Regions from separate parts of the Mus musculus genome. Here all the other regions are linked to region 1. The links are chromatin loops, found by intact Hi-C in ENCODE. Cell type or tissue: left cerebral cortex. All regions are shown on one strand.

The links. Hi-C counts contacts between places; a loop is a spot of excess contacts. Peaks named below come from ENCODE experiments on the same cell type or tissue, not always from the same donor. Only the 100,000 strongest peaks of a DNase experiment are listed, where the experiment ranks them.
Region 2: a loop joins it to region 1, with 2.4 times the contacts of the local background. A loop is called at or near these places in 2 of 42 quality-filtered maps.
Region 3: it touches region 1 in a loop (2.5-fold over the local background); 2 of 42 quality-filtered maps call a loop at or near these places.
Region 4: it touches region 1 in a loop (4-fold over the local background); 3 of 42 quality-filtered maps call a loop at or near these places.
Region 5: a loop joins it to region 1, with 5 times the contacts of the local background. A loop is called at or near these places in 4 of 42 quality-filtered maps.

What each region holds. Positions count from the first base shown.
Region 1 is chr6:104,477,405-104,482,404 of GRCm38, forward strand. No RefSeq gene overlaps it. Among named protein-coding and RNA genes, the nearest start is that of Cntn6, 13 kb to the right of the region's middle. In left cerebral cortex, a CTCF peak has its summit at 2,028 (motif pointing right); a DNase peak (open chromatin) is centred at 2,052.
Region 2 is chr6:105,383,000-105,387,999 of GRCm38, forward strand. No RefSeq gene overlaps it. Among named protein-coding and RNA genes, the nearest start is that of Gm19757, 110 kb to the right of the region's middle. In left cerebral cortex, no CTCF peak of the experiment used is centred here; a DNase peak (open chromatin) is centred at 2,833.
Region 3 is chr6:105,674,922-105,679,921 of GRCm38, forward strand. It overlaps Cntn4 (contactin 4), which reads left to right and starts at 2,824. Exons shown (of 26, transcript NM_001109749.1): 1 at 2,824-2,969. It overlaps Gm15631 (predicted gene 15631), which reads right to left and starts at 2,660. Exons shown (of 3, transcript NR_132434.1): 1 at 2,581-2,660; 2 at 2,143-2,276; 3 at 1-364. In left cerebral cortex, a CTCF peak has its summit at 2,614; DNase peaks (open chromatin) are centred at 399, 2,148, 2,764, 3,577 and 4 more places; H3K4me3 peaks cover 4,715 bases; H3K27ac peaks cover 3,432 bases.
Region 4 is chr6:104,758,685-104,763,684 of GRCm38, forward strand. The region is part of intron 7 of Cntn6 (contactin 6); the gene reads left to right. Among named protein-coding and RNA genes, the nearest start is that of Gm40393, 100 kb to the right of the region's middle. In left cerebral cortex, no CTCF peak of the experiment used is centred here; DNase peaks (open chromatin) are centred at 2,434 and 2,681.
Region 5 is chr6:104,032,121-104,037,120 of GRCm38, forward strand. No RefSeq gene overlaps it. Among named protein-coding and RNA genes, the nearest start is that of Gm52914, 290 kb to the left of the region's middle. In left cerebral cortex, no CTCF peak of the experiment used is centred here; DNase peaks (open chromatin) are centred at 2,629 and 2,912.

The sequences.
Region 1 (5,000 bases):
GCTCTTGTATACCACACTCTGCCACCATACCATACCTTTCTCTGGAACCCAGTTGAGTTACCACATGAAGGAAAACACCACACAATCTCAGTTTAGAATCCACAGGTAACACAATCTCTGGGCACAGAACCTAGCATCCTAATTTTGTAAACTAATCATGTTTTACTGACTGTAATCTCTGATAGTCTCCAATTCACCATCTGTGTTAAGTCCATATTTGAGGGATATGGAACACATCAATACTTCTGTGCATTGTTCTTATGATTTTTTTCCTCAATATTTATCAGAAAATAAAGCAGGCAGCACAGTAAATGTCATTACCTATTGTACTGGCTAGTTTTGTGTCAACTTGACACAGCTGGAGTTACCACAGAGAAAGGAGCTTCAGTTGAGGAAATGCCTCCATGAGATCCAACTGTAAGGCATTTTCTCAATTAGTGACCAAGGGGGAAAGGCCCCTTGTGGGTGGGACCATCTCTGGGCTGGTAGTCTTGGGTTCTATAAGAGAGCAAGCCGAGCAAGCCAGATGAGGCAAGCCAGTAAGGAACATTCCTCCATGGCCTCTGCATCAGCTCCTGCTTTCTGACCTGCTTGAGTTCCAGTCCTGACTTCCTTTGGTGATGAACAGCAGCATGGACATGTAAGCCGAATAAACCCTTTCCTCCCCAACTTACTTCTTGGTCATGATGTTTGTGCAGGAATAGAAACCCTGACTAAGATACCTATTTATCTATAAATGAAAATCATTTTTTCCTTTACATTTTCATTTACATAGGTATTTTCTTCATTTACATTTCCAGTGCTATCCCAAAAGTCCCCCATACCCTCCACCTCCATTCCCCTACCCACCCACTCCCACTTCTTGGCCCTGGCATTCCCCTGTACTGAGGCAGGTAAAGTTTGCAAGACCTATGGGCCTCTCTTTCCAATGATGGCCGACTAGGCCATCTTCTGATACGTATGCAGCTAGAGACACGAGCTCCGGGGGGGGGGGGGTGGTGGAACTGGTTAGTTCATATTGTTGTTCAACCTATATGGTTGCAGATCCCTTTAGCTCCTTGGGTACTTTCTCTAGCTCCTCCATTGGGCGCCCTGTGATCCATCCAATAGCTGACTGTGAGCATCCACTTCTGTGTTTTCTAGGCCCTGGCATAGTCTCACAAGAGACAGCTACATCTGGGTCCTTTCAGCAAAATTTTGCTAGTGTATGCAATGGTGTCAGCATTTGGAGGCTGATTATGGGATGGACCCCTGGATATGGCATGTTTCACTCTAGTCTGGACCATGTTAATTTTCTTTGATACTGTATTTTATAGAAATTTTATTATCTAGAAATTATAAAATATATCACACTGTGTAACATATTAATGTTTATTCTTATTAAAGTATTGAGCAACAAATACACATAATTGATAATAGATGTCTTATTATGAAAAGAATGCATGTCATATTAAAAGTGATACAACTTTAAAAGAACTGGGACTGCTATAGAAATGCAGCTTTAAGGACACACCTATTAGACTTGGAGTATACCCTCCAATATGGATGTTCTAAAAATTATCTCACTGCTAATCACCAAGAAATATGTACATAATTTGATAGACTTTGGGATTTTTCAGTAAATATGTATTGTTTCTGGAAGTATTAACCAAAAGAAAGAAAAGGAGTATGGTATATCAGGACCTAAGATAAGTTTCATTACTGTTAAATCTTGATGCACCCCATAATTAATACATGTTTAATGATATTTCATCTCAGGAATGTCTTTGAGCAAATGAAATCTTTCTGGAACACAAAACTGTGAACTGTCCACTCACTTTTCTTATAGGGAGATTTCATGAACTATGACTATACATGGATCCCTGTCCCATGATGAATGGTTTATCTGGTTAGTAAAAGGTCATAGAAGGAGGAGAATGGCATTTATACTTGAGAAACTTTTATTCATGATGATGGGCTCCTGGACATAAGCCTATTTCTCCTCTCCTAACCTCTTTTTCCTTTTTGTTTCAGATCATTGTCCACAAGAGGGCAGACACTGCAAGCAACACTTGTCTCTCATACTGAAAAGAATCACTTGACTGAAGGGAATGAATGAACTTTGAATATAGAGTAGCTTCTCTCCTTGACCACTCATGGACAACTGCCACTGCTTTCTGCCTGATTTTAGCTGCTGTGGTAGTCAATTATGGCTCCTCAATGTCACATCATTCTTCTAGCTGTACAACCACATGTTTCTGACATCATGACTCTAATGGACATTATGAAACTGAAAGGAAAGAGTGATTAATCTTTAGAATTCAAAACTATTCATGATATAGATTTTTCCTTCCTGTTTACAGACCCTTGGCTATCTCACAACCTGAAGACTTAGGGCATGGCTCATTGATCTATTTTTATTTTGCACTGTGTGTTGTTTACTAACACCAAGGGATGCATTTATTGACAAAGGATGACTAGCAGTGGGTGAATGATAGTGGTTTTCACCAGTTTTGCCCAATCCCCCATGACTAAAAGGCAGCCATTCAAATAAAATGTTGGAATAAACTATTCAAGACCTCACATGAGCTTACAACTCCAAGAAAACAGCATTCATTGAATAGATTGTACTATCTGTGTTTGATTTATACATGATCTGAGGTCATGTCCACAGAGAGGAAAATATATAGACAAGGAACAGTATTTACAGAGCCTTCCAATTTGAAGAATATATATATATATATATATTTCAATTGTGTTTCATGTTTGTTAGAATTATAGCTCCAAATGTTAACAGAAGATTTTCACGGGAGTACAAAAAGAAACCATAAGACAAAAACAAACAAACAAACAAACAAACAAAAAACCCTTTTCATTAGTTCTACCTGGTGTCTTTAATAATTATATTTTATTGAACAACAACCAAAAAAAGGCATTTGGTATTTGGGTAGGAATATCCTTAATCACCTCACACAGTTGCACAAATTCTTTTAGAGTGCTATCATCATGGAATATCTCTACCAGCCTGACAAGTCACTGGAGAGGTCTTCTGAATGGATTTTTATAGTAATAGTGGGAAAGGCAACAACTGTAAGGAAGTTGCTCATGAGCAAAGTACAAAAGATTGCAATCTCTCTAGGGAAGAGAGTCTGGTTATACAAATTTTCAAGCAACCTTTAAAAGGTCAATTGACAGTAGGGATGAGAGACATTTAAATCTGGCAAAAGCAATGAGATGATAGATGTCAATTAAGGCCTCAAACAAAATATATTGAGATGGCCGATTTTCACCAAGTTATTGTTCTTTTATATTGGAGGCTTGCTCAGTCCAGAAGCTTGCTTGGTTATAGACTGAACTTAATGGAAGCTATCAGTGAATCTGAGAGTGCAAAGTTGGTAGGATATTTTCTGTGCAGTTTTCTGCACAATTTCAAATTTACCTAGCCTGACCATATTCAAGCTCATGTCTCATCCAAGATATCACAGAGTTATCTGACAATGCTTCTTCTGTTACAGCCCTCATTTCCTGCTCGGGACTTTCTTCAATTCCAGAATATTTCATGCTCATGGAATCTTGATTCTAACTTGTGTGTGTGTGTGTGTGTGTGTGTGTGTGTGTGTGTGTGTGTGTGTGTCCTACACACATAAAAGAGGCAAAGGAAAAACTCATCATGTAATGCCTGATCAATATTCAAAGAAGGCAATCAATTCATTGTTCCAGAAGAGATGGGAATTATATCAATTCTCTCTCCTCTCTCAAAATTCCACTTTCTTACAACTAGCAACTTGAAATGTGTGGTCATATACACCCTAAAGTGTAGAGACCAATAGGTAAGTCACTTTTTCATGCTTATTATAGGTAAATGGCTTTAAGTTGGCAGTGAGTATAATTCTTTGATCTTCTCATAGTATTTAATGATCATTCATTCGTATTTTAGAGAAATTTAATAATGCATAGAATATGGAATAATATTTTTTTCTGTAGCAAAACACACAACCAAATCAACTTAAGGAATCAACTTATTTTGGCTCCCAATTTGAGGATGAGTGCTTTTGTTTGCTTGTAGGTATTGGTGCAGTAGCATGAGATAGATGATTACACAGCACCTAGAATCAGAAAGAGAGGGTACACAAATTTGGTTCCTCATTTTCATTCAGCCATGGCCTCTGATATCATGAGACAGTACCATTCACATCACAGTGCACCCTACATCCTTAGTAAATCTCTTTTAGAACACATTTATAGACACAACCAGAGATGTCTTTTTTTTACGGTGGTTACATGAAATTGGCAATTGAAACTCAATATCATGTTTTTTTTTTCTTTAATTTCATTATTTAAAAGGGGATTTTATTTTGTTACCTATATGTGGTTTTTGTTTGTTTGTTTGTTTGACTAATTGTAAGTCATATATTTGTGCATGCCACAGAAGCTAGAAGAGATCACTGGAGCCCCTGGCATTGAAGTTAATAAAAAATGTAGTAGACCCACATAGATGCAGGGGTGGGGATCACCCTTGGTTTTTGAGATATCTCTTCAGCTTTTCCTTTCTCTCAGTCCCAAAGTCAAGATCACAATTTTAAATAAATTATTCACCTGGGACCAGAGGTATGAAGCCCATGACCAATACACTGCCCTAGGGATGATAGAGACTAGTTGGTTTCAGTGGGTGATAAGAATTGTCCTCACCAATGATTATTTCATGGAAATGTTCAGGAGTCAGTGGCTTACAGCAACCATAAGTCTTTTTTTTTTTTTTTTTTCTGTGTCTATAAGAGCAGAGTGTCAGATCAAGTAGCCTGGGCTTGGGTAAGAAACTCAACATTCCACTTAGGCTTATACATTAAGCAGTATGTCTCTGCTCCAAGCATTTGCTATCATTCCTTCATGTGAGCCAGTCTAGGAGGAAACACCTAATAAGTCCTCAAAGCCTAGGTCAAGAGGTAGTGCACTGTGCCTTCTATGCATATATAATCAGTCAAGGCAATTCAGACATTTTGGCTCAAAAATCAAGGGACAGA
Region 2 (5,000 bases), 910 kb after region 1:
GCCCATCCTCTGCTGGCATGCACCTATCTTTAACTGTAGTTTTTTGTTTCCTAGTGAAAATCCCTTAGAGGAATCTAAAGTTTCACTTGCAGATATTTAGCAATTGGAGTTTGCTTTTGGGTTATCCATGGGTTCCATGTCCTCCTATCCTTTCAGACCTATACAGACCCTATGTACAATGAGTCAGCCTCTGTGATTCATATGTGTATTCATCATGCTGATTTAGAGGGTCTGATTCCTTGGGCCTCTCTCTCCTCTGGCGCTTAGACTCTTTTCCAGTTCATTTTAATTACACAGTTCACATAAGTGTCACAGCAGGTTTCAAGCATATATATCTTCTGTGTTCATCCCCTTTATTAACCTGTCCCCTACATTTCTTCTATTCTGCTTTCACAACCCTTACAAGAGCCTCTACTCTACTTTGAACATACTCCTCAAGAGAGAAAAACTGTTACATGTCTTTCTTACAATTTTGAATTATTTCATTCAATGTGGCAATACAGAGGTCTATCAGTGTTTTCTGAAAATGATAAGCCTATACATGAGTCTTCTTTGAAGATTAGTCAAATATCTACACAGTCATATTTCTTCCATAAACTTATCCATATGCATATTCACTAAACTTGTTTATGTAAAAAGAAACATACATGGGTTTGTAAGTACCTCTAGTGTACATTGACTTGCATTTCCTTGGCAAATAGCTCTATATGCTATGGAAGAAACCTATGGTGATAATTTTTTAATATGCTGAGGAAACTTCATACTCATTTCCATACTGGGTATACACTTTATACTATCAACAATGCACAGGGTCCAATTCCCGTACCCCACCCCCCGGATCATCGTATCATTTATGCCATTTGCTTCTGTGAAGCTAGCCATCCTGTTTAGGGTGAAATGCAAGCTCTGTTTCTTCAGAATTACATTTTTTTATGGTGGCTAAAAGAATCAAATATTTGTTTACATATTAATAAGGCATTTTACTTCATTTTAAAAACACATGCTCAGTTCATTTACCTGGGTATTGATTTAATTATTTGGTTGTGAGATGTTTAATTTTTGAGTCCTTTTTTATGAAGCAAAGGTAATGTTTGTGGATGATACATTTTAGAATAGATTTAGGTGCAAAGGTTAAGGGCGTGGGAAAAGAGAGAAAGAAGGGGCAGAGTTATAAAGCTGAGACTGACTTAAAAATCAATGATATACAATGAATAATTTCAGGTTTCTTAACAAGTCCACATTTAAATGGCTTAAATATATGTATTTACAAAGGATAAAACATGTATGTATGGCATTTTAGTGTCTTTTTAAGTCATCTGCATTACAGACCTTAAATGGATATCTAAATATTTTGGTATTCTTTTCATGTGAAGAAATTTTTTCTTTAGTAAAAGAAATTATGAAGCAATATAGCAAGTACATTATATTATAATTATATTAAAGTTTATAGACTGAAAAGATAAAAATGGAGCTCCAAAGACATCAAAAGTTACAATATACATGTTTCATGACACTTCGTTTATAAATAAATATAGTCCAGTTTATAACTTTTTCCAAGAATAAATTACAGGAGTACAGGTGTGTATATATATATAATTTGTCTTATGCATAATCATTGCAACTTTAAAATTTGGCTAGAAAAAAATATCCTCCTGACATGGGAACATTGTCTAAATGTTGGTAACTGTCACCTGAACTTCTGCTGCTTCTGGCCTGGTTTTGGAGATTCAGCTACTGAGGGATGACTGCCACACTCTGCCTTTCCTTTCCTGTGCCCCTTAAGTCTAACTTGTGCTTTAGACCTGCCACACTTCCCTAGAATTCTTTGATTCCTTAATCTTAAAGAATGACAGTGGCCAAAGTGTCATTTTGTTCAGACTTTCCATGTTGAAAAAGGTTAGATACCCTGCCTACCTGGTAACAGGAAGGTTTGACCAGCCTGATCACCCAGGGTTAAGAGAAAGTCTCAGCTTTAAGACTAGAAGATCAGTATTAGGTTTTGAGCATCAGCATTAGATTTTCTTAATCCTTTGTTCATTTGATTGATGGTTTACTTATTTGCTCAGAGGATTCTCATTTGAAGGCCGTTTACTAATCTCAAGGTAAATAGCTGGTAGAGAGCCCACCCCTGCCTTCCCATTCCTTACAATTCTGATTGTTTCCTTTAACATACAGTAACATTTGAAACAGACTCAGATCTGTCAGTTTGGGAGATGTTATGAGTTGAAGCCATGGCCTTGTGCACACTGTTTCTCTACTTCTGCAGTTTATCTTCACTCCTCATATGGCAATTTCCTGAGCTACTGAGGAACTCAGACAGCTTTTTTTTTTTTTTCATCTGTCTAAACTATGAAGGTCTTCTCTTGTTTTCCCCTAGTAGATTCAGAAATTCAATATTTTGGAAGATCTTTAAGCCATGCTTGAGAGGATGGAAGGAAACAATCTCTTGGGGCAATGATTAAATAAAATTAAACTGAGGTTCCACGATAATGGACAAAGAAACCTGATAATTCAACTGCAAGGCTTCCATTAAGAGAAAGAGTCATTATTTTGAAACATAAAAATATGATTTTCATAAATAAAAATGACTTGACTATTCATAAAATCATAAACAGCACATTGTAATATATAGGAAAAATACCAAAAAATTAAATGAATTTATTAGTAGCCTTAACTTCATATAAGCTCATTCTTTCTGTTTGGGCTTAGAGTCTTTATGATACAAGATCTTGAAGCAAAATCTTAAAAACACTTCATCTATATAAATCATTATGTACATTAGATGAGTTTATAGAAACCCAGATGGTCAGCCTCAGATGACAGCATGCACTACAGAATGCGGAGAATGGAAGTTTCACTGAATGATATGTCAAAAAGATGCTCTTAACACAGATTTTTAGCGACAATATCAAGTGGCTTAGGATGGAGAATATTTTCAGATGGGAAGATGCAACCACAAACAGAACAGTTAGGGATTAAAAAAATAGGGACTCTGGAAGGAGTTGTACAGTAGAGTAGCTACATGATTTTTTTCTCATTAATGCCACTGCAAACAGATATTTTCACACATAAATACACACACACACACACACACACACACACACACACACACACACACACACACACACACGACAGGAAGGAGATGTGTCCAAGACATTGCCTGTTGTTGGCTGTCAGTAGTAGAACCAAATTCTTCATTGCATTTGTTTGCCAGTGTTTTCTGTATTTTTTTTGTAAGGAATATAGAGTACTTTAATCTTAAACTCTATCAAGATTTTAGAGAGTTTTACACACCATTACATACTATTCTAATTCCATTTTTAAATACCAAGATTAGACAATAAAAACTATCCTGCATCTGAAGTTGTACTCAGACCCAAATACCACTGTATTAATGAACACCGCTAGGATATTGCACCTGCCTAGTGCATTTATGGTTTTATTGCTGATATATATTCTCTATGCTAATCTCCAGGAAGCACTATTGCAGCTGTATTTTATAAATAATGTTCTTATTTGTGGTAATGCAGAGCTTAAATGCAAGAAGTCAGAAATATTTTAGTTGTTTTTTTTTAACTTTTCTTCTTAAGTGCCATTTTTCGAGCTTTGTAAACATTTCAATTACATTTTATTTTTGCCTTTACTATATATAAATATGGGAAAGTGGGAGCAAGCTAATTAAATATCTTGCTTATATTTACTGAGTTCCTGTAGTTCTAGTTTGCTTGTTATATAATACCTTTGCCAAGTAACTACCACCCTATTCTCCCTCCTCTCCTTCTCTAGACCTGGACTAAACCATACTAGTCTTAGAAAAGATTTATATTTAAGTGGATCTGTAGCTACCTAGAGCATTGAATGCAATATCGGGCATTGGTTCATAGCATTGGACTTGATTCTGTGCTGCTTTGTGGTATTAACTTTATCATTCATTATATAATATGTGCATTTGGAGAGATCATTTTATTTCTATATATTCCAGTTCTCATTTCTATAAAATAATGATAGAAACAGCATTTACACATATGGTTTGCACTAAACACAAGATTAACTAAATGACACTTCTTACACATAGGAAAAGGTAATAAAAGCTAGCCTAGAGATTTTTGTTTCCTTAAAAGAATAATTTTTGTTAAAATGTTATACAAAAATCACTGTATTGTCCAGAGAACATACTAATAATTGGATATTTGAGTTTAGAAAGTTATTAAATTTTAGGAATAGAAAAAAATTACCAGTGACTTATAGAAATCTATCATTGTATAATTACTGTCCAATGAAAGGAAAATTTGACAGACATTTTTAAGTTGCAAGATTGACTAAATCCCAGTTTTATGAAATTTGAGCTAGTGTTTCTAAGGAAGTTGATAACTCATGTTCATTCTGGTGTCAATGTTTATTATTAGATAACATTTCTTTGGGTCAAACACTATGTCAAGCCCTGATTATATAGTAGAACAATCTACAAGTATACTGACAGGTATGTTCATGCGTACCATGTGCTCTTGTGAAAATATATCAATGGCTTTACAAAGTGATAGTGACAGTCAGATGTTGACTATGTAACACTTCTATACTGACATGGTAGGATGACCTTACACACAAAAATGTATATTGACCATGAATCAAAGAGAGAGTTTGCGTGTCTAATGCATGAAGGAGGACAATAAGTTTTCAGGAAAAAAATAAAAGAAAGAATATATCTGTGTTTATTAGGAACATCAGTTTTTTACTTTTTTGTCTTTTCTGACTAGTTAACATTTCTCTGAGGTTCTAGTAGACATCTGCAGTAAATCCATAGGGTCCTGAGCTTTTTTTTTTGGGGGGGGTGGTATAGGGGCAGAGTGGAAGACTTTATTTTGAAATCTCATCATTGGTTATAGAATTATTTAACTTATTTAATTCATCTTGGCTTGTTTGCTATATAATCCAGGATACACATATTTCTTTGCCATTTTCATTCCATTTTCTATTTTCTTGCTTGCATAGAAGAAGAACCC
Region 3 (5,000 bases), 1.2 Mb after region 1:
GGGGAATTTTCCACTGCGCTATAATGATGGTTATTTGCAAATGACATGAGTACCAGTAATTCATTCATGCACTAATACAAAGCTGGGTCCCTGTACAGTGGTATTGAACTCTCTGCTGGTGGTGATAATTGATTCATTTTGAACATTTCCCCCCAGAGAATCCCAATCACAGGTTCTCTGAGCAAGGAACTGACACTTAGCTGGGGGTCCCAGATATACAGGGACACACACGTGTGAGGATGTTGTCTTCAAAATAAGCCACTTCCATCTCCTGGCAGAGGCTGATTCTCTTAGGAACACTCCCCAATCAGGAGAGCTTCAGTGAGAAGCTGGCTTTCTTGGCAGAGGTAGCTTTGCTTCTTCCCTGCAGGATGGAAAATCGGGACTGGATTATTGCTTTTATTTTAAACTAGATGCAGGCCACTGGAAAGAAAGATCCCCAGCCCCCAGCTTATCAGTTAGCTGACATCCCAGCAGCCCGACCCAGATCTGTCTCTCTAGATACACACTGGTTTCCTTACTAGATGGTCATCTCTTGAGCAGATACTAAGTCATGGTCATATTTGAGCTTCCTTTCATTTGCTAGAGTACAAAGCCTCCCACACAGTCACAGTCATGAGAAAGAATTAAAGGTAAGAGAACGAACGAATGAAACATTTAGAGCTGAAATTCAGGGACACAGTCACGGGAGTTTTCTCATACTGGTCACAACACTTAGAAAATTATTTCAATTTTACTCCTGCTGAAGGAGCAGCTTGGCAGTCTTTCTCCTCTCCTTTTTGTACTGGCCTTAATTATATATTGAGCTTAAAATGTCATGATACCATGTTTTCTCAGCATATGCTGAGTGTATGAGTACACAAAAGAAGGTTTTTCTCCTAAGCTAGGCAGTTTTTGTTATCAGCGTTTGCTGACTATCCTATATAAAAGTTATATCTATCTCTCTATCTATCTATCTATCTATCTATCTATGAATCTGTGTGTGTGTGTGCGCGCGTGCGTGCGTGCACGCACATGCACTTGTGTGTACCTGTGACTTAGTTAAAAATAGAATATAGACTATGGATGTTTGGGTGTAAGAAGGAAACAGAGGGATTCTGGAATGTAGTGAGAGGACATATACAGGACAAAATACTCAATACATATATGTAAAAGCAATAATTAATCCACTTGTTTTGTATGCTAGTTATAAAAGTTAATCTAAAAATTACAAAAAGAGAAATATGTATGTATATATAATATACTTTATTAATATATACATATATATAGTATAAAGTAAAGCAATGCAGTAAAAGTTATCAGAATCATGGATCAGGCAGGTGCATCAAACTTACTAGAAACCATTCATTTTTAATAATTCACCAGGGAAAATACACTACCAAGTTTTCTTTTCTGTGAAATTTCCTTCCCATGAGAGAAGGGGAGGGGCTTAAGTCTGTCTCTAGATTTAAGTACTTTGAAAATGAGGTCAGGGGCTCTTTCTTCCAGCATTAACTTCAGAAACCGTGAAACACCTGTAATAGCTATTCCCTCATTAACATTTGCTCATTTTTCAAGAATGAATTATGTTAAAAATCAAAACCAATAATAACCCAAAAGTGAGACTAAAGATACAACAAAATCACTTATATCAATTAAGGAGGTTGCCGCATGTGTTTAGAGGAGTGGAGTGTTTGCTTACTACAGTAGTTTAAAAATAGTTTTCCAGTTAACATCTTTCCCACATAATGGAGATGTCAGGGTAGGTTTGTATGATTGTGTAAATGGTCAGAAGTTGTTTATGTAGCTCTGATCTGCTGAGACATGCACTGGAAGGCTGGGGTTTTGTAAAATTCCCGGGGGGCTTTGTTTCCACCCAGGGAGAGAAAACTCAGTCTCTCTTGGGATTACTGTAAATGGTTTCCAGATGTGCTCCACTGAGTTGCCTCCCCTCTGCCTTTGCACAGGGATCAAGGGGGCTCAGACTTCCTTCCCAGTCTCGATGTCTACTTCAAAATTTAGAGTTGGGATGAAGGGAGCCATTTCTGCAAGGAAACGTAGAGCCCTGTGTAATGACCACAGGACTGTCATTAACTGCTACACCTGCTTTTGAATAACGACGCTTTTAGTATGCCCCCATACACCACATATTGATCCTTGTACCTATTTTATCGCAAGTGTTTCCTCTTCCCCCTTCCCCCTTCTGTGCTCATTCAGCCTCATTCAGCTTGAATGTCTGTTGCTCCGGTTAAGACACCAGCTCCTGTCCTTATCACTGTCTGGCCGATGTCCTTGACCTAAGAATAAGCAAATAAAACCGACCCTAAAGCCATCTCTGTCTAGTCCACTACTACCGCTCATCCCAAACCCATGCGAAGCGATTCTCAGCCCAGAGGTGGTATTCCCGGCCACACCACCTTAAAGATCCTCCGGATTCCGACTGTGCAGGAAGCCAAAGGCCGGTCGCACCTCCTAGTTCCCCAATACTCCGGTGGCAAAGGAAGATGCCATCCTCTCTTTGTACCCTAGCACAAACACACCCTTTATGTCCCTCTCCAGGAACCAGACAGAGCTAGTCATGTCCAACAATGCCCCCTTTACCAGTGTCCCGCGTGGGTACTCGGGGTCGCCTCCCCAGGGCAGGGCGGTGCAGGTGCTACGCCTAAGGGTCCACTGCCTCTGGTGGCTCACTGAGCATGCCCAGCTCCACTGAGCGCTCCCCCCCGCCCCCGCCCCCGCCCTCCCCTTGTCTCGCCCCCTCCCTATGAGTCTTCCGCTAGTGGCTGCAAAGGAACCGCTGCAGCCTGAACTCAGGTGCGCCGGGTTTTGAGAGCTGCCACCAGCACAGGGAGGGAGAGGAACGCGCGGCAGCCACAGAGCACAAGGTTCATAACCAGGATTGGTCGCAAGTAGGGAGCTTTTGCCACTCCGCCGGGACCTTCGGACGTTGGCGGTGGAGCAAGCCCAGTTCTCCTAGGCGCTGTGCTTGGGTAAGTCCAGCCCGACTCTGGAGCGCACTGTCCCAGGCACCCTGGTCTGTGGCTTGGGATATAAGAGCATGGTCCTTAAGGGCTAGGGATGGACAGATTAGTACCCAGGGTTGTCGCTCCTGCAGGGCTGTCCGGGAGGCTGCGAGGAGGTGAGAAAACTCTACCTGGCATGTAGCAGTCCCCCATCCCCTGGATGACACTGTTACCTCACGGCGACCAGTTTTCTCCTTTATTACTGCGAAAAGAAGTTTGTTGCGTTGCCTTACGACCGCCAACCGAAGAGCCTATAGCAGAACATGCATCCAGAACCTTTAAAATCAGCGTCTTCAGCTGGGTCACGCGATTGCCCTCTCTGTGCGCCTTTGCTCCGTGGGCGCCTTCTTGCCTTTTCTTTTTCTTTTCTTTTCTTTCTTTCTTCTTCTTTTTTTTTCTTTTTTTTTCTTTCTTTTTTTTTTTTAATGCTGTGGGTACCTGGGTATCCATACCCTTTGGGTGCAACCCTTAGTATGAGCAGATGAAGTTGGGCTGAAATTTGAAGGGACTTGGACATCAGGGCTCCGGAGACTGGGACTCATGATAGAGTGATCCCTTTTGAAACGCTCCTTTTTGGAGTGCCCACACAGTGCATGGTTCTTTGCAAAGCACAGTGATTGTTTCGCACTGAACAACACTGACCAGGTCTCTTGTGTTGTGGAGGGCACTTGACAGCTTGTAGGTGCAGCATGTATTTCCAATAGCTTATGGGGAGGGGAGGGTGTTCAGTTTCTTTGGGGAAGGCAAAGGTAACTAACTGCATCTTAGCCGCTGCTGTACAAGCAGCAAGAGAGATGGGCTTCAGGCATCCCTTAAATGCCAACCCTTAACCCTTTTGCTCTCAAAATTCTTCCTTCATTTCTGCTCTTTACCTTTCTCTAGTGTCTATATATTTACTAAAACTGAAAGGCGTGGGCTAGGTGGACACAGGTAGGCTCCTCAGTCTCCTTAACCAAGCAGAACCTGATGCATGAACACATTCTGTAGCACAGTGCTCCTGCTGTTGCAAGGATGCTGCGGAGAGCATTGGGAAGATAAGGTGGCTGGTTTGTGAGCCTCAGGCACTAAGTTCCCTTGGCAAAGGTTTGCGGAGGTTGTGACCTGGTTAATCAGTGTAACTGATAATCCTGGCAGTGTGGAGTGCCTGGAGGATGGCAGGCCAGATCTTGGTGGCACCTTACAGGATTGTTTGTAAGGCAGGTCCTGTGAGTCCCCTCGCTGAACTTTTTCTAGTTTCCTACAGGAACCAATACGGGGGCGGGACTTGTTTTTCAGAATACAGGTACTTTTTAATTGCGTGGGCATTTCCAGTAATTTACGGTGACGGGCGCTGGATGTTTCAAGGAACAAACACAACAGGACTGATTCGTTTGGACACCTACATAGAATAATTTGAAACGCGCTTTGAGCGCTTAGATGCTTTGGCATACGGAGCTCTTTGGTTCTTGCTCCTTAGCACAGTAGGAGCACAAGCAGCTGTAAATGGGGGTGGGGGTGGGGTCGGGGGATTCCTAAGCAATGTTTCAAGCTTTCCTGGGGAGCAGGCTTTATCTGTCTCTGTTCAGGGGTTTGAAAAAGAGCATCACATCAGACTACAGACATGCCTTGGGTGATCAAGAGCCAACTCAGATTTCTCTCTATATCTGCTCCTGGCGCCTTCATCTAGAGTTCATTCAGAGCTGGTTGGGAATTTCCACTAGTTTGTAGGCAGTAGGAAACATAGCTGAGTTTCAAAAACCTAGTTCACTAAGATCATGAGTATTGCTGCTTTATTAAACTCTACTCACCCCCTCCTGTCACTTAAAATAAAAACAAAAACAGTGGTTTTCCCCGACTTTAACTGCCTGTCTTGGTATAAGAGATCATGATAAGCCTCCTTACTGTTCAGCGTGGAACACTCTGGTTGCTTGCAAGCTGGGAGAGCTCTTTTGAAATAGAGGTTACAACTCAGAGAAGTCACCTGTTGTTAAAGTTGCCTCTGGAAATTGAAACAAAGGC
Region 4 (5,000 bases), 280 kb after region 1:
ATTAATTCGAATCAGACTCATCTCAGGAATATAACCTGCTAGTCATTAGCTTGTCCTATGATTATTCCTGACATGGTTTGACTTCATTTTGTTGTTATATATATTTTTCAGGAGAAATGGAGGCATGGTGTTTTAGTACTTAATGACTATGGAACACTTGGTGTTCTACTTTATTTTCTTTTTTTTTTCTCTTATTTTTTTTAATTACGTATTTTCCTCAATTACATTTCCAATGCTATCCCAAAAGCCCCCCCCCACTCCCCTACCCACCCATTCCCATTTTTTGGCCCTGGCGTTCCCCTGTACTGGGGTATATAAAGTTTACTGTCCAGTGGGCCTCTCTTTCCAGTGATGGCCGACTAGGCCATCTTTTGATACATATGCAGCTAGAGTCAAGAGCTCCGGGGTACTGGTTAGTTCATAATGTTGCACCTACAGGGTTGCAGATCTCTTTAGCTCCTTGGATAATTTCTCTAGCTCCTCCATTGGGGGCCCTGTGATCCATCCAATAGTTGACTGTGAGCATCCACTTCTGTGTTTATTAGGCCCCAGCCTAGTCTCACAAGAGAAAGCTACATCTGGGTCCTTTCAGCAAAATCTTGCTAGTGTATGCAATGGTGTCAGCGTTTGGAGGCTGATTATGGGATGGATCCCTGGATATAGCAGTCTCTAGATGGTCCATCCTTTTGTCTCAGCTCCAAACTTTGTCTCTGTAACTCCTTCCATGGGTGATTGTTTCCAATTCTAAGAAGGGATTTGAATACGTGCAAACTATCTATTCATCTGTCTTCAAATGTTGACAACACTAGTTTCGCTTTCAAAGTATTTTTTGTTAGAGTTTGCTAATACAGGACAGATAATATATACTAAATAAATATTACTTATATTGTTAGAATAATTAAACGTTAGTGTACAATTTTATTGCCACCTACTTTATATGAAGATTTATAATCAATTAATTGAGATAAGATAAAAAATAAATTGAGGGACCACAAGCTCCTGCTTTTCTAAATAACATGACAAAATTTCACTTCCTCTAGAGTAGCAGAGGTATGAATCTAGAACTACTGTTAATTATAAATTATGCACACAGTATATTTGTGCTAAATGTGGTATCATTTTTAGCTCTATCATATTTTAAAATGATGGAGCTGTTTATAAATTATTTGTAAAATAATACTGGCTTTCCTTAGATATAAATCAGTAGAGGCTGAAATGATGGCTCAATGTTAGTACTTAAAACACTGGCATCTCTAGCATAGGACTTGGGTTAAGTTCCGTGCAACCATATCCAGTGGTTTAACAACCACCTGTAATTCCTTTTGCATAAGTTTAGACACTGTCTTCTGATTTTATAGGCATCCTCTTGCTTGCTTGCATGCTTGCTTTCATATCATATACATAAATAAACTCAGGCAAACAAACACACAAATAAACCTTTAAAAAAGATCAGTAATGAAATCATTGACTCTAGACAATGGCCCCTTTTGATTCCTGTTAGTAATATAATCTTGGTAGTTAGTTTATTTTAGCTTTATTTTGTTTAAACTTTATTTTAAAACATCTACTCTTACTGTTATTTTCTATTGTTATCACAGCCTAATTCAATCTTCTTATTTACCAATTAGAATCTCAGCTGAATGTGTGTGCAAGTGAACATGACATTTCTCTAGAGAAGTAATGTAACCAACACTAAGTCATAAACATTTCTCACATGTTATTTCATTGCAAGTGAAGGTGAAATTCTTCACTTCTGTTATAATTAACAAACCATTTGTGGATTTGAAATTTCAGCTACTGTGGCTTAAGAATGCATTTGTAACATCTCCTTCCTAATGAAACCTAATGTTGCCTCCCTCAGACTACCATAACAAAATACTAATCTACATGGATCATAATCTCTAGAATTATATTTCTCTAATTTCTGAGGGATAGAGTGTCCAAGAATGAGGCAGTTGGAAGATTCTGTGTTTGGTGAAAGCCTACTCAATTTTTCATAGTCATTTGAAATATGATCTTGTTTGGTGAAAGACCACTAATCTCATTCATGTGGGCTCCACCCTCATGGTCAACTCAACTCTCCAATCCTTGAGAATGGAAACTTAAGATTTATAGTACACAAACATTTTACCAAAGCAACCACTGAAGAGCAAACACAATCATTACAATATTTAAACGTCTCAAGAAATCTTTCCACAATGATGGCATGGAAATCAGAAATTTAGAGGCATTATGTCCCCGAAGGAGATGTTTACATTCCAGGCCTTTTTAAATGAATATTTTAAGTTGAGGAAATCAAAGCAGCTAGCTGCACAGCTTTAAAATTTAACAAAAGCATTCTTCAGCGATCTTGCCATGCTAATCCACTGTCTGATTGAAAATGGTCACTGGCGGAGTGTTCTTTAAGGTTTAAGTTAAGAAAAATCCCAAACACAAGCATTTTAGGAGACAGGTTGTCTGTATGAGTCTCTAGTTGAAAACTTGGGATGACCTGGATTTAAGCTGTGGATAACTAAGTTTAAGAAATCCAGTAGAAATATAAGCTTTCTCAAATAGCACTAGTAATGAAAATTCTATTTATGGGCTAAAAGTATTGAATTGAAGCATAGTTCCCACTGGCATGTGGAAAGCTTTAATTTAACTTGCAATTCAGGTTAAACTAGGCCAGATGGTTAACAAATGCATTCTCTATCTTTGGATAAAATTAATAGGCTGCTCACTCTGAAAAAGCATAACTATGTGAGAGAATGGAACGGGAAGGCTTCGTTTCTGGCACTGCTTATTTAAGAAGCACAAACAGAGAGTGAAGAAAAAGAAGGGAGAAAGGAAAGGCTTGCTTTTATATCTGTGGTACTTTCAAACTCTTAGAACTTACATTATAAGCAAATGGTTTATAAAATAGGAATATAGAAAGAAAAGGCTTTAACGATGCTCATTGTGAACGACAAGGTGAAATGTGTCCTTATCTAGGATACATGAAAACATTGGAAGACAAAATCATTTTGGGCTGGTTTTCTTTACTATTAAGATTTGCATTGAAGATTGAATTCTTTATAAAGTGGAAAGAAGCAGGGAGAGGTTTTTAACTGAGAGAGGAATACAAATAGAATATTCATCAGTGTAGATAGAGTGAAAAGTAACCGCACGGATAGCTTGACTCCTTATAAATCTAGTTTAACTTTAATCTCCATTATGTGGACCAGTCAAATTTCTCTGTAGCCCCAAGATATTCACAGGGAGTTTAATTTTTTAATTTGAAGATTTTAAATTAACTTCACTGTTTGTGAAACCATTGTCGTGTGATATTTTTGTTGTGTATATTTTATTGTCTTTGAACCTAAAGACATTTAGGATTCTTATTTTGTGTTTTAAGGTGTTAGATTTTGCCTTATTGACCCATATGCCAAATATATCATTCATATCATTTTATTGGTAGTGAAATAATTTAGCTGATAAAGGCATTTGCAATGAAGCCTGATGACCGGGGTTCAATCCCCAGCGACCACGTGGTGAGAGAAAACCTTCCTTCCAATCTATATACCTTCTTCCACACACATATGATGGCCAGCACCCTAACACACCTATACACACAACTTTGTGCATAAAATGAAAGGTAAGAATGAAATAAAATATTAGAGAAATCTAATTTGAACGTAATAACAGAGCCGCCAGTCTACATGGCAAGGCTAGTATCATCAACATAATCAAACCAGGTAGAATCTAAAGGAATGGCTGAACCTACAGAAGGAGGGAAGAATCATCTGTGCTTGTAATTGAAAGGGTGGCAACTGAAAAGGATTAGAGGGTGGATCACAATTAATTAGCCTCCACTGGAACTTCAAGTCAAGGAAAATTGGCAGGTAATAATTTAGTATAAATTATCTGTCTAAACGTGAGTACCATTCTGAACAGGTAATTAGCATTGTTAGAAGCTTCCAGCTGAGGCATTAACTCAGATGACATATGGAAGCCACCTGTCATAGTGCCTGGTACATAGTAATTACTCAATTAATGATTATTATTAATATTACTTTTATTTCCCAGCTTTTTAAACACAGTTTCTTTTCTTTGATAAGCAGTGTTGAATTACTTTTCTATCTATAACAATAGTCTCTTGACATTGAGAAAGACTTTTAAAAAGGATCTATCTCCAGAGTAAAGAATGCCTTCACTTGAATCTGTATACTTGTCAGCAAGGCTTGAACATGACCAAGTAGAATCAGGGTTATTGCTTGTTCATTAAGTGGTGAGAGGCAGGAAATGTACTTTGAGGGGTAGACATAGACTGCTGCAACCATTTCATTCATTCGAAATATACTCAGTTAATAGAAAATTTATAAATTAATAAGTTTCAAATGTTTTATCATACAGCTCATTAAACGCACACACATACACATACACACACATAATTACACACACACACACAAACCTAATACAAAGTTGTTATTTTTGACATGAGAAATGTAATATTCAGTTATTTAATTGTATATGAATAGCTCAAATACATGGCTAACTATGCATTAGACTGAATTTAAAACACACAAGTATTTGATATTTCACAATAGGACTATACATAATTGTTCACCCCCATTCAGTGAACCCAGTGAATCACAAAACCACTTGCTTTTCAATATACCACAAATGTGGCTCAATGTAATACAAATGTTCCACTCTACATCATATAAATAACACATAACTGTACTATGATCACTGTTATTTGAGTGGGGAGGTATATTTTTGAAAAAATACCATACTAAAACTTTAAATATCACTGTTAATATGTTTTCAGTTTTCATAGTTCTGGTTTTGGTGTTGACATTTTCATTTTGCTGTAAAAAATTTATTAATATTCTTGAAAATTTATAAGATAAACTGGAAACTTCATCAAAACTACTTTTTCAATAATTAGTATTTTGAATTTCCTCTCTGATTCTATATCGTGTAATATCCCTGTTATGCAGAAGGACCATGATGTCTGAAATAATCCAAACATTTACATA
Region 5 (5,000 bases), 450 kb before region 1:
GAGACATTTATTATTCACATCGCCATGGTGGTAACCACACAGATGGGCAAAGCTGGGTAACATCACTCTCTACTAGAAAAATCACATTACCTGGATTACTGATAAAAACCTAGAGTAGTGAAGCAGAGAATAAGAATTTCTCTATTAAAACAAGGTGAGTGTAGCTCCTGATCCTGACCCTAACTTCTAATGCTGTAACTACAGGTATATGCCAACATACCTGGCTAGGAAAATACATTTGATTTTTAATATTTTATAATGAATAAGACAGAATGCAATGTTGGCAAGAACAACTTTGAAAAACACTTAACAGTGCTTCACAAAGCATCTGGTAGGAAAACTGAATTTTTAACAGTGCTGTGTGTCCCCGATATTGGACTGACATATTGCTTTCACCTGAGGACCACTATTTTAGTAATTTCAAAAACTCAGAATGTAGGATTGGCAAGATGGATCAGTAGGTAAAGGCGTTTGCTGCCGTGCCTGAATATTTGAGTTCAATCCCTATGACACCCAGTCTAGAAGAGATAATATGTTCATGAAATATGAATGTGCACACCCACACACATAAGTGCACATACATGAATCACATACACACATATAAATGCACTAAAAAGAACTTCTTAAAATATGTGAATATAAATTGTTCACTGATAAGCATTTTTACTAGCCAGATGAAATTTCTTTGGGGACAGTTTTATATTCACTTTCTAAATTCTTAGTCATAATCATAGCGTTTATTATTGTATTGATTTTCTAGATCCAAAAAAACCCAGAAGTAGCCAAAGGAAGACAGTAGGGGGCTTACTAGCAGGTGTAAGAACAAATGATGGGTAAAGTTTATTCTTTTGGGAAGTTTTTGTCCTACTGTTTCTAAGTGCCTGATGCCAAGAACAGACTATTTGTAGAAAGTGTTTGGGAACTAGAAAGAAGTTCTTAAGAGAACCAACATCACAAAGTAAATAATTAGTTCCCCTTAGACAGTTTTAGAAGCAAAATAATACTGGAACTGAAAGACCCACAACGTGAGGCCTCCCCCATGTTCTGACTCAGGAGGGGTGACACCCCAAAATCACCCACGAGAAACGGTCTTGCTGCAAATTGCAAGAGGATTTTTATTCAAGAGCGCTCTCGGGCCCACGGTTATACACCATGCAGGGGTAGAGGACTGTGGCGCCCCAAGTAGCTGAGTAAGGGGGTATTTAAAGGAAAAAAAAAAAAAAAACACAACTCAAGGAGGTGGGAAGGGCGTTGTTGGAAAATACCAAAAATACCAGATAAGAGTCACAAGGAAGTACAAAGTCACGGGTGTCACAAGGAATACCTGGTAATTGTTAACTCTCAAGACAGTTTCTAAGAGCCCCTAACAATAGCACATTTGCATTGCAGCTTCCGGTTATGGTCAGGGTGACTTTCTTTGAATGAATACTCCTTGAACTCAGGAAGTGGGTGGGTGGAGGAATGTCACTATCTGTTTTATGATTAGCATACCTTGGAGCACTGAGTTTACTACTCTTTCAGAACAAAATTTTTTTTTCTACAATCCCAAATTTAAATCCAACTTCTCTATGCTAATGTAGTTGTATTAATGTGATTATGCAGTAAAAATGTCCAACACTAAGTTTAATATATTTTCTGTTTTCTTGTTCATTATCTTGTTACTAGGCCTGGCATTTCTCAAACTGACTGAGCTCTGGGTCTTAATACTCAGAACATTAAAGTCTTAAAATCCTGAGAAGTTGAACCTTGGGAAAAGTCGACACAATGATTCATTTTGTTAATTATAATGTGACAAAGTTAAAGACATGTAGCAGTAGGTATGATATGGAAGCTAATGGATATGGACAGGAATTGGCTATAAACAGGACGACTTTCCTGGTAAGATCTGATGAATCTCAGTTTGCTGTGGACTAATTATACCCTGCCTCATGCATATCTCACAGCTCTTTAAAATCTTCACTGTGACTGAAGATTGAAATTTTATATGTGAATCAAGTTCATTAATGTTACCCTGATATATTGTGGCTTGTAGCATTATAAGAACAGGACAATAGCCAACCACTACTATACACATGTATCCTCAGGGAAGAAAACATGTGCAATGAGACAGTCCAGAAGTCAGTGAGAACGTCCTCACAAAAGGTTGAATCCCATCAGACATTGATCTTTGGATTTCCTAGCTTTGGGCTCTGAAAAAACACATTTCATTTTTTTTCTTTTTATGTATACTCAGGATGTTTTATTTTGAAAGCTATTGTCCCTCAAGGTCCCACATATGAAAGACTTAATCCTTACTCTAACATCCTTTGGAGGCCAGACTCTTTAAAAGATAGGTTTGGACCTACTAGGATGTGTTCAGTTTATTGAGGAAATATCCTTAAATGAGCTTTTGAGAACCCCATCATATCCTCTGTCTCTCTTTTTCCCTCTTTATTTTTCTCCTTGTTTTCTCTTCCTGGCTATGAAATGAATATATTTATATCTCCACACTATTATGGCATGTTCTAATGCCTGGCTACAAAGCCCAAGCCAAACAAAGGCAGTCTACCACAGACTTTAGTGTCAAAGTTGAGAGCCAAGACAAAGATTTCCACTCTATAAGTCAGTCATCTTGCACATAAGAAAAGCTGGGTGATACATGGGATATAACATTTTATGATGAATACATTTTCTAATTTATATCCAAAAAAAGATTTTTATTGACAGCTAGATGCTCATGCCATAGACAGAGTGACACTAAGCTTATCTTAAGGGACACATAAGAAAAAATTGTGAATAGATTCTACGTATTTTGTATACTTATTTAAAGCTTTAAACTCCTTTGGCAGGAATTTAAATTCTTTTGGATGTTGCATACTAGCTCTCACAATGGGAATGAATTACTTTTTTTAGTATGCAGATCCTGGACAAACCTATGTGGTTAATTTTATTACATGAAGTGAAGCATACTTTTCTTCAGACATTTTCTATTTCAGGAAATGGTACAGCGCGTCAGGCACCACAGTATGGAGCTTAGAATAGGATAATACTGAAAAATGACACCAAAAGGTGATTGAAATGAAAAAATAAATCAGATTAAGCTACTATGAATGTGGTGCCTTTTAAACTAAGTAGGTTTATTTTATCTCTAGATGAAGAACTCTTTAGCAACTAGTACATTATTAGATAAAATAATCAATAGCATTCACTGTGTCTCTTGGGATAAATATAACATGGAGCCTGTTCCAAGTTTAGCAGAGAAGGGAATCCTTATTTAACATTTGTTGATAATTTTTTGTTGACTGAACACAAACTAGAGTCAGGTAGAATGACTCATGTAGTCGTGTAGAAATGGTCTCTATTAAACTGGTCTATTGGGAATTTTTTTGATTAGTGATTGGTGTGACTGATACTCATCCTGGAAAAGCGGCCCTTGGTTACATAAAAAAAGGTACATGAGCAATCAATGGGGAAGAAAGGCAGTAAAGAGCATTTCTTTATTGTTCCTGCTGCCATTCCTGCATTGAGTTCTTGATAAGATGCCCCTCAATGATGGGCTGTTTTTCTGAAAGCCAAATAAATTCATCTCCAGCTGATTTTAGTTAGTATTTGTTCACAGCAATCAAAAGCAAAGAAGTAAGACACATACTAAAAGCTAATGTTTCTACAAAACAAACAGCTTTCTCAGTAATGTGTTTTCTACATGAAGTGTCTCCCATGGATCATGTATTCGAATATTTCAAACTCTGTAAAAGATGTTTGTTTGGGAAGACTGTGGAACCCTTTGGAGGTGGAGTCTCATTAGACAATGATCACTGGGCTTGGGCCTTGCCAGTTTAAATTATGGCCCTGCTTCGTGTTCATTCTCTAATTTCTGACTTCAGATTCAATGTATGTTTCCTAATCCTGGAACTATGCCTTCCCTGTCATGATGAGTTGTAGAACCTCAAACTGTGAGTCAGATGAAGCCCATGAACCTTCCCTCCCTTAACGTGCTTGTCAGTTCTTTTGTGATAGTAATGAGAAAGGTAAATGATACTTTCTATAGTAATAATAATAAACACTTTAGCAAGAGGAATAGTGCTATATCAGTATCCCAGACCAGAGAAACCAAGAGATATTTTTATCACAAAGAAATTCAAAGCTTAAATTTAGGTGTTATCGAAAGGTTTTGAAAAGTTGGCAAAAATTAGAGGCTTGGGGATTATTGCTAACAGGTTTTTATATCATCTAAACCATAGTCATATGTTTGCACAGGTTCCAATACTTATAACACCAAAAAACAAACAAACAAACAAACAAAAAACCCAACCAATCAGCCAAAAGTACAAGAAATGGCAAGGTTACCCATGACTCTTGGTTTCCAAAGATAGGAACAGTCTTGGTGAGATATAACTTATACACACAACACAACTCCACACACACACACACAAACACACACACAGAGAGACACAAACACACACACATATACACATACAAACACACATAAACACGTAAACACATACACAGAGAAACACACACAAAACACTCATACATAAATACACACATATACATACATACAAACACATAAACACACAAATACACATATACACACACAGAAACAGAGACACATACATACAAGAATTACTCAAAATTTTAGAATCTGCTTGTTTTAGAAAATCAGATTTATTGTGTTGGAAAATGACAGGGGACACCAATTTTTAATTAAAAATTCCATAAAACACCTGAATTCTATTTTACCTTTTCATCATAAATCCTGGATGAGACACACAGAAATCTAGTTTAAGAAATATCCTTGCACATCTTAAAAATTCTGCCATCTTCCCATATATACAGGCCTGCAGCTCTCTTCTCCCTGGGGAAAAACAGAGGTACTATGTTTCTAAGTCCTAAAAATCAAAAGAAAATCAAGGACTATAGTTTAAAAGGTTGACTTTACTATAGGGAGTTTTGAGCTTCTGTGGAAGTTGCGAATCCTGTGGGCTGTCTTCAAAATGCAAGCATCCTGTTTAAATAGGAAC